3 separate regions of the Homo sapiens genome follow, and regions 2 and 3 are each linked to region 1. Evidence: chromatin contacts called from ENCODE Hi-C data. All regions are on one chromosome and are shown on one strand. The core of a region is the stretch at or near the end of the contact, and the rest is flanking DNA. Distances in the headings are between cores, read along the strand shown.

Region 1 (2,746 bases), core at 131-2,630:
AAAGAATTTGTATAAATAGACAAAAATAAACACCCAGACTGAAGTCCTACCTGTTCACTTGATTAAAACTGTATCTCTTTAAAAGATGGATACTTTGGCCAAATAGTTGGCTTTTTCTGTTCTACGTTCTGAGCTACACCAGTTTCTCCAACATCAAAGTTTCCTTTTCCACCACCTTAATTCGCCATCCTGCTGTCCAAAGCTCATAACTTCAGAGCTTCACTTTGTCCCCAGACTTATACACTGAATTCCAGTGAACCAGAAAGAATGCTCATGGAATACAATTAGTGACTAAACAATTCCAAAACGCTATTGGTTTGCTTTCTTTCTAGACGATGTACTTAGAAGAACAATAATAAAATTTCAAAGGGACCAAAATCTTTCTTTCTACTCCTCTCACATGAATCACCACCTCCTTTGCAAACAAGTGATTATTTACAAAGCTTGTTAAAAAAGTAGTTTAGGCTTGCATTTCATTTAGAATTGCTCTATTGCTCCATATTTTGTTTTCCCCTATGATTTAAGAATAGTTTTATTGTACATATCTTTACAAATATTTAAATCAAAGAGAATTACTGTAGTTTAAAAAATAGAAAAACGGGGCCAGGCGTGGTGACTCACGCCTGTAATCCCAGCACTTTGGGAGGCTGAAGCGGGCGGATCACCTAAGGTCGAGAGTTTGAGATCAGCCTGACAAACATGGAGAAACCCCGTCTCTACTAAAAATACAAAATTAGCAGGGCATGGCGGCACATGCCTGTAACCCCAGCTACTCGGGAGGCTGAGGCAGGGGAATCGCTTGAACCCAGGAGGCGGAGGTTGCGGTGAGCCGAGATGGCGCCATTGCACTCCAGCCTGGGCAACAAAAGCGAAACTCCGTCTGAAAAAAAAAAAAAGAAAGAAAAAGAAAAAGAAAAACAACAGAGGAAAAAACACGGCATGGGTTATGAAAACAGTTATCGAAACAAAAGATTATCTCAGGTGAAAAAAGGAAATTGACAGCGCTACGTAAGCAAAAAGATCTCAGATTGTACTTGTTGACCAGGAGGTAACTGGTAATTAGGAAAGTAAACATTTCTGCCCTCATCTACTATGCAAAACTACATTGTCTTTTCATAAAATTTTGCAGAATCTTACCTTAAAGGGGAAGATCACAGGTTACTACATCACTGCTTTTTTATTCAAACTAAAAATCATACTTCAGTGTTTTTAAAAAGTTAAATGAAATCCAGAACGCCAAATAAAAGGCCAATAGAGAAAAAGAGAAGGAAGCCAGATGCATGCCTGTATTTCTGGAAGGAGAGTTTCTCAAAGGCTTTTTTTTGAAACCTCCTTAGCTAGAGCTAAGGTTTGAGGTTAGCTGAGCATCGCGTGCCATTCTTGAAGGGTCCTAGGCACTGACTCATTTGCTTTATCATTTCTCATGAAAGCAAGAGGTGGCAGCCATCACCAGAGAGCAAAGGGGTGACTTGGTGACTGATCTCATTACTGAACTAAGGAGAGCACTCTCACGCAAAGTTCAGAACCTCCCCACACCCAGAGAAACTCTGCCAGTTCATAGAAAAGAAGTTATTTCCACCCAAGAAGACAAGTGGCAACTGGAAACAGATGTGAAGAAAACAAGAATAAACACCTTTTTCAGAAATATAACAACTGTAACAAATAATCAGTTTTTCCAGTTCCCACCTGTACACCATGCTCTCAACTATATACTGCAAGTTAAAACAGAATTGATCATGGTTCTGTATTTTTAAATTCTCTCGCTTTCTAAATACATCACTTCACTTTTAACAGTCCAAAGAGCTCTTTATAATTTACTTCCTCTAAGGTAAATTTAGGTGCAATTTTAATAGACTGGTAGGGGCAAATGCCTCATTCCCACCCAAAGGGTTGAGGAATGAGTGATGGACACGGTGAGCTAGGAGAAGTAGAAAGTGATCAGTGCCCTGTGGGAAATAATGGGAATGTCACAGGTTTCTTCTTTTCTGGGTCACTGGGGCATGCCTTTTGATTGAGCATAACACAGATTAATGTCATTGCCTGTGGATTTTGGAAGGAAATTGCAACAACTTTGGTTGATCACTTACTGGAGTAGAGACGGGGAGAGACAGATACTTTTCTACTTTACATGCATTTCTATTTCAATCCTTTAAGCAACCAGGAGAGTAAATATTTTTATTCCAATTTTAGGATGAGAAAGTGGACACATGGAGTTAATAGAAAAGGAGAGTAAAAATGATGGAATACAGGCAGACTGGCCCCATTGTCAAACCGTAGTCTGAATGTTTCAAAAGCACATCTGCCTTTTTTGTGACCAATAACCAGCATTTTTGTATAACTACAATTAGTGAAGCATGTCCTCATATATTATCTCAATTTATCCTCATTAAAGCACAGATAGAATGTGCTATTCTTAAGCTTGTTACTCAGGTGAGAAAAACGAGTTTCAGGGAATTCTCAAGATCACTCATCCAGGAAGTGATAGAGCCACCACCAGAACCCAAATCTTGTGCCTTCAAATCAAATCCTCTCCTCTTTCAGTTTTGCCTCTCACCTCTCATCTCCACTCCCATCCTCTTATGATTCATGGGAAGGTTGTGAGCTGCCGTAGACTCTCACACCCACTTGCAAGCTGAACTGGAGCTTTAGCCTGTCAGCTACACAGCTTCCTTGTAGCACTTGAATTTTTCATCAGTTATTTGCACCTTAATATGACAAAGGATATGAGATGAGGTTTTTTTGTGAC
Region 2 (2,746 bases), core at 137-2,636, 9.5 Mb after region 1:
CTTTTGTATCCTTAGAGGGACAAGATTTGTAGGAAAAAGAAAATGAAGGCTAGAGCACATGGGTGTTCTCTGAAATGAGCTGCAGAGTAGCTGTCTGCATTTCAGACTGACAATTTCAAATGAATCCTCCACCAGAAGCCGCCAGGAATGTCTGCTGAGAAAACTGTTTTCTGCCTACACAGGGCTCTCTAGGTGCACCCTTCCCTGCCCTGCTATGACCACTTGTGCAAAACCACTTGAGAAACTGCACCTCATGAAGTTTGTTTATTGATGCTACTACGTGAGCCTCTCTGAGTCCATCTGCCAACCTTCTTTTCTCTAATACTGATCTCATTGCTATGGGTGTGGGCCAATGGACTCAAACTATCTTTAGGGGGGCCTTAAAAGCAAAATGGATAAACTAGGTTCAAACTGTCAGACAAGACAGACAGACATGTCTGGAATCATGAGAAAGATTGCCCGATTCCAGGCCCCGCCCACCTCACTAATCCATCTTGAACAGCCCCTGGGTTTGACCGCTCCCACACGCTAACTGCTGCTGCAGGAGCTGCAACTTCCCTCATCTCTTCCGCAACCACAAGCCCTGGGAACCGCAATGGTAGCAAGAAAGAAAAATGTTATATCAACACTGAACTTAGAGGGGTGGTTCTCAAAGGATGCTACTGGGGTTTACAGCATCTGCAGCACTGAGAAACTTGGAAATGCAAATTCTTGGGCCCAGCCCTAAACCTACTAAAGGAGACACACTGGAGTGGGGCCCAGCAATCTGTGTTTTATCGAGTGTTCCAGGTGATTCTGGGGCATGCTAAAGTTTGTGAGCCACTGACTTAGTGTCTGACCTCAGAAGACAAGTGGCCTGCCTGTCACATGATTTATCTTGGTAAAAGTATCACCAGTTCCTCTGTCACCTTTGCTTGGTCAGGAGGAATCCACCTGTAGTAGAGTGGAGAATCCCTGTGAACCCAAGTTGTATCCTGGCCTCCTGGGTGTTTTATATTAGCTTCAGGTCACAAGTGCCAGTCGGTGTTGTGCAGCACCCAGGAGACAGAAGCAAGTCAGCTACAAGTGAAGCCTCTCATGTGGACAGCAGGTTCTCTAACATCTCCTGTTAAAGCAGCACATATTCTACCTTTGTTCTGATAGAAACCAATGTGTACTTCAAAGTGGCTTGAGGATCTCTTTAATTCTATAGTTTTGGTGAGTTTAGAAATACTTTAAGAAACTGGTTTCACTGTAGTTTACAAAATGCCCTTTTTGTGTGTCCATCAAAGTACTTTGTGTCTGACATCTGTGCTAATCTCTTGTGAGTTTCCATTTACAAGATGCCATTTTGATAAAATGCAGAAAGTGTCCATATGGTTACACAATTGTGTCTCTCTGTCTGGAGAATGAAGGAAATGAAACTGGGGGATCCCCTAGAGGAACGACAGATCAATAACCATTTCACCAGGTGGCAAATTCAGTGGGTCCTATGAAGCAGTGTGTGCAGAGGGGAGAAATGAGTCATACTCTCTCATAATTCAAAAGAAAATGATATGTTCATTTGTGACAGCCACCTGGGCTAGACCACCTGGAGCTGTTTCTGGCACACTAAAGTAAAGAGCTCATCCTAACCTACCCTGTCCTCGAAAGTAGCATTCTCTACATAAGGCTTGCATAAGTGCTGCATTGGGCTCCTGATAGACAAATCAGTCAGACCTAACCGATGAACTCCACTTCTTCAGTAGTTTGGATAATTCTCTTAATTTTGTCTGATAGTACTGAATTGCCTGAGAAAACCCACTGGTTTCTTGCACAGTACAGTCTGTGAATCAGGATTATTTTTTGTGGTTTTTATGTGAAAAAGTTGTACTTTTTAATCTTTTCCTCCTCTCCACTTTCAGAGCTCTCAGTGTGGTTTGGAGTGTGGTATGGCCCCAGAAGGCCAATAGAATCCTGTGATTTGCGCTCTAATAATCTGTATCCTGCCTGCCTTTTTGGGGTCTATTAGTCCATTTTCACACTGCTATAAAGACATACCCAAGACTGGGTAATTTATAAAGAAAAGAGGTTTAATTAACTCGCAGTTCTGCATGGCTGGGGAGGCCTCAGGAAACTTACAATCATGGCAGAAAGGGTAGAGGCACATCTAACATGGCAGCAGGCGAGAGAGGCAAAAGTGAGTAGTGAAGAGGGAAGAGCCTCTTATAAAACCATCAAATCTTGTGAGAACTAACTCATTATCATGAGAAATCATGGAGAAACCACTCCCATGATCCAATCACCTCCCACCAGGTCTCTCCCTAGACATGTGGGGATTATGGGGATTACAAGATGAGATCTGGGTGGGACACAGCCAAACCCTATCAGGGTCTGAGCCTTATGCCTATCTGGCCTCATTTTTCTTCCAAGAAATGCTTTGTGCTAGTGGGACTGTAAGCTAGACAAAAAGGTATCAAAGTGCTAAGGGAAAGAATATATGTAAGTGGCATGCATATCACAAGTGACAGCTTTTTTCCATGGAAGTTAAGATGGTCTCAGTGTCCCTAATTGGCACCTGCATATCTGTGTGCATGCACACTCTGAGGGTGTCATACATGCCTGAACCCACCCTGCAGAGACAGAGTGGACAGCTGTCCATGGGCTGTGATTGGATTTTGCTTCAGGGACCTCTCGACAACTACCCCGGCTGGTCCAGGACAACTGCCTGCTGGAAATTCTCACAATCACTTATCTCTTTGGACTTAGGCATTGAAAGTTGTTTAAA
Region 3 (2,746 bases), core at 113-2,612, 6.0 Mb after region 1:
TTCTTCCCTTATCAGTCAAATGTCCCTAGAAAGTCATATACCAGTTAAACTCTGCCATTTTGCTTCTTAATGTGCATGATTGAGCCAACTCCTCCAAATCCTGACATCTTGTCAGGAAGCTATTGATCACCAGTTTCAGGTGTTTCTGTTTATTCGGAGACTGCCTTTCCCTGGCACTGACTGTGAACAATTATTATTTTAGAGAGACAGTTAACAACTGCCTGATCATCACCTGATGGTCACCTGACATTCCTGGTGTGTGTGTCAGGGAGTTGGGGAAGCCCTTTCCTGCTCTCTTCATGTCTGATTAGCTACCTACCGTAACAAGGGGTGGGGATGTAGGGATCATTAATGAATGTCAAGAGTCATACAGATAGTTTCCAAATCTCCAAATGTGTACCTACTTCATCTGTGACTCAAAACTATTATAATAAGCCCTTTTATGGCTTAAAATCAATAAACACAAGAATTTCATTTCAAAAAGGGTACACGCAACTCCTCCCAATATTTAAAGCTCCTCCCAAAGATAGTGAGGGAAGAGAGAGACCTTCTCATATTGTTTTACATTGTTTCATACTCAGTACCTATTTTAAGAAGAAACAAGGAAGTGAAACCAAAGGCAGGCAGCCCGGCACCAGGCACCAGACCCAAAACCAGACCCGAAACCAGGCCTGGGCCTGCCTAGTAGCTAAAAATCAACTCATGCCTTAGCAACCGATGTTATCCATAGATTCCAGACATTGTATGGAAGAACATTGTGAAACTCTCTGCTCTGTTCTGTTTCACTCTGACTACTGGTGCATGAAGCCCCTGTCATGTACCCCCTAGATTGCTCAAATCAGTCACGACCCTTTCATGTGAAATCTTTAGTGTTGTAAGCCCTTAAAAGGGACAGAAATTGTGCACTTGGGGAGCTCGGATTTTAAGATGGTAGCTTGCCGATGCTCCCAGCTGAATAAAGCCCTTCCTTCTACAACTTGGTGTCTGAGGGGTTTTGTCTGCGGCTTGTCCTGCTACAATAGCTCAAGAAAGCAAAGTTGGGCTGGGCACAGTGGCTCATGCCTGTAATCCCAGCATTTTGGGAGGCCGAGGTGGGTGAATCACGAGGTCAGGAGATCGAGACCATCCTGGCCAACATGGTGAAACCCCGTCTCTACTAAAATACAAAAAATTAGCCAGGCACTGTGGCACGCACCTGTAGTCCCAGCTGCTGCTACTCCAGAGCCTGAGGCAGGGGAATCGCTTGAACCTGGGAGGCAGAGGTTGCAGTGAGCCAAGATCACACCACTATACTCCAGCCTGGCGACAGAGTAGGATTCCACCTAAAAAAAAAAAAGAAGAAGAAGAAGAAGAAAGCAAAGACATTAATTGTTAGGCAATGAAGGCTGAGATAACAAAGGCAATTTTTTTTTGAGAACCTACACATTTGGAAAAACAGACATTTCAGATTCCCAGCCTAGTATATGTCTGGCAAATATGCCCTCCTGGGTAGTGAAGACCAGAAAATAAATTTGGGGATTACAAAGCCAAGTTTCTCAAGACACAAAAACAAGATGAAAGGAGAAGCTTATTATGGTTTTTCTCCTTATACCAAACCACACAAAGGACAGAGACAAGAAAAACAAGGACCATTTTTGGATGTTTAAAGATTAATTATCAATAGGTATAAAACAAGTCCACAAGGGACACAAATTTAAAGAACTAACTTTTAAAAATATTTTCTCTCCTTTAAATTTAGAAAGAAGGAAACACGAAAATGGAGTTTCACCACTCACCTGACTAGTCCTAAGGCAGAAACCCAAGGAGGATTACTGGTAAGAAATTTCTTAACTTTTTCTTTCTTTTTGCTGGCGTCTGTCAGTTTCCGTGGTTTCTGGCTGCAGCCTCGGGTGTGGGCAGAGTGATTTGCTATAATCCTGCCAAAGATACCAAAACTGTAGAGAAGTTCAAATTTTCCCCCGAATGTTGAAGTCTGAGTCTGCTGAAATGAATTGACAATAGACAGATTAACAGGAGAAAAGGGATACAGATTTATCAATGTGCACATGGACACGAGAGGTCTATGAATATGAGATTGAAAGAAGAGCCAAATGACAAAGTTTTTATATTTTATAGAAAGAAATTGAGGCTTGGAGCATGGTGACAGGTTATGGGTGAGAGATGGGGAAAAAAGACTTGGTGACAAAGGCTGTCTTTTTATGCAGTTGAAGCCTCGCAGGTAGCAGCCCTCAGAGTAGACAGTAGTCTTTGGTAAAAGTTTCACTGTCAGGACTTTGTAAGTGTTAACGTTTTCATCTCCTTTTCTTGTGAGTTAATTTTTCCAAGATCCAGATAAGAATACCTTAATAAAAAGCCTCTGCATTTGCTATTTACTTTACTAATGAAAGTTTTCTCTACAGATGCAAATCTCCCCCACAAAGGATAGCTTCCAGAGCCATACTTGTGTCTGCAGTCCTTCTGAATAGCCATTTCAAAATATGCCAGAGAATTATATTTCGAGATGGCATATTTTAATTTTATTCTCTCTATATGATTATTAATCACTTTTTATGTTTAAAAAATGAAAAGCAACATAACAAGATTGTAAGTAAATACATTTTAAAATCTTTTGGAATACAAAAACTTATAACTCAACTTTAAAAAAATTAATTTAAATTCATAAAATTTAATCATAACTTAAAGTTATGATTTAAACTTAAAGTTAAGTTTTAAAACTTAAAAATATCTGGCCAGGTGCGGTGGCTTA

Evidence for each region. A loop is a pair of places that touch in the nucleus more often than their neighbours do. Pooled maps may share reads with other maps.
Region 2: a loop to region 1 is called in a map with no recorded cell type, with 15 times the contacts of the local background. The contact joins two enhancer-like sites. A Hi-C loop is called at or near these places in 3 of 37 single-sample maps with no recorded cell type and 3 of 50 pooled maps.
Region 3: a map with no recorded cell type shows a loop between it and region 1 (18-fold over the local background). The contact joins two enhancer-like sites. A Hi-C loop is called at or near these places in 4 of 37 single-sample maps with no recorded cell type and 4 of 50 pooled maps.

Annotation. Positions count from the first base shown.
Region 1 is chr3:98,554,976-98,557,721 of GRCh38, forward strand. No RefSeq gene overlaps it. Among named protein-coding and RNA genes, the nearest start is that of GPR15, 24 kb to the left of the region's middle. RefSeq lists enhancers at 808-2,007, 1,059-1,378, 1,509-1,588. Within about 2 kb of position 1,381, at least 6 of the 41 ENCODE cell types and tissues checked have a DNase peak (open chromatin) inside an H3K27ac peak, as active enhancers do.
Region 2 is chr3:108,099,650-108,102,395 of GRCh38, forward strand. All of the region lies in intron 1 of LOC105374031 (a long non-coding RNA gene), which reads left to right. Among named protein-coding and RNA genes, the nearest start is that of CD47, 10 kb to the left of the region's middle. RefSeq lists a silencer at 567-636 and an enhancer at 1,717-1,786. Within about 2 kb of position 1,387, at least 4 of the 41 ENCODE cell types and tissues checked have a DNase peak (open chromatin) inside an H3K27ac peak, as active enhancers do.
Region 3 is chr3:104,521,474-104,524,219 of GRCh38, forward strand. LOC105374021 (a long non-coding RNA gene) reads right to left here. Exons shown (of 6, transcript XR_007096271.1): 4 at 1,776-1,916; 5 at 1,196-1,322. Among named protein-coding and RNA genes, the nearest start is that of ALCAM, 840 kb to the right of the region's middle. RefSeq lists enhancers at 312-591, 1,088-2,287. Within about 2 kb of position 1,363, at least 5 of the 41 ENCODE cell types and tissues checked have a DNase peak (open chromatin) inside an H3K27ac peak, as active enhancers do.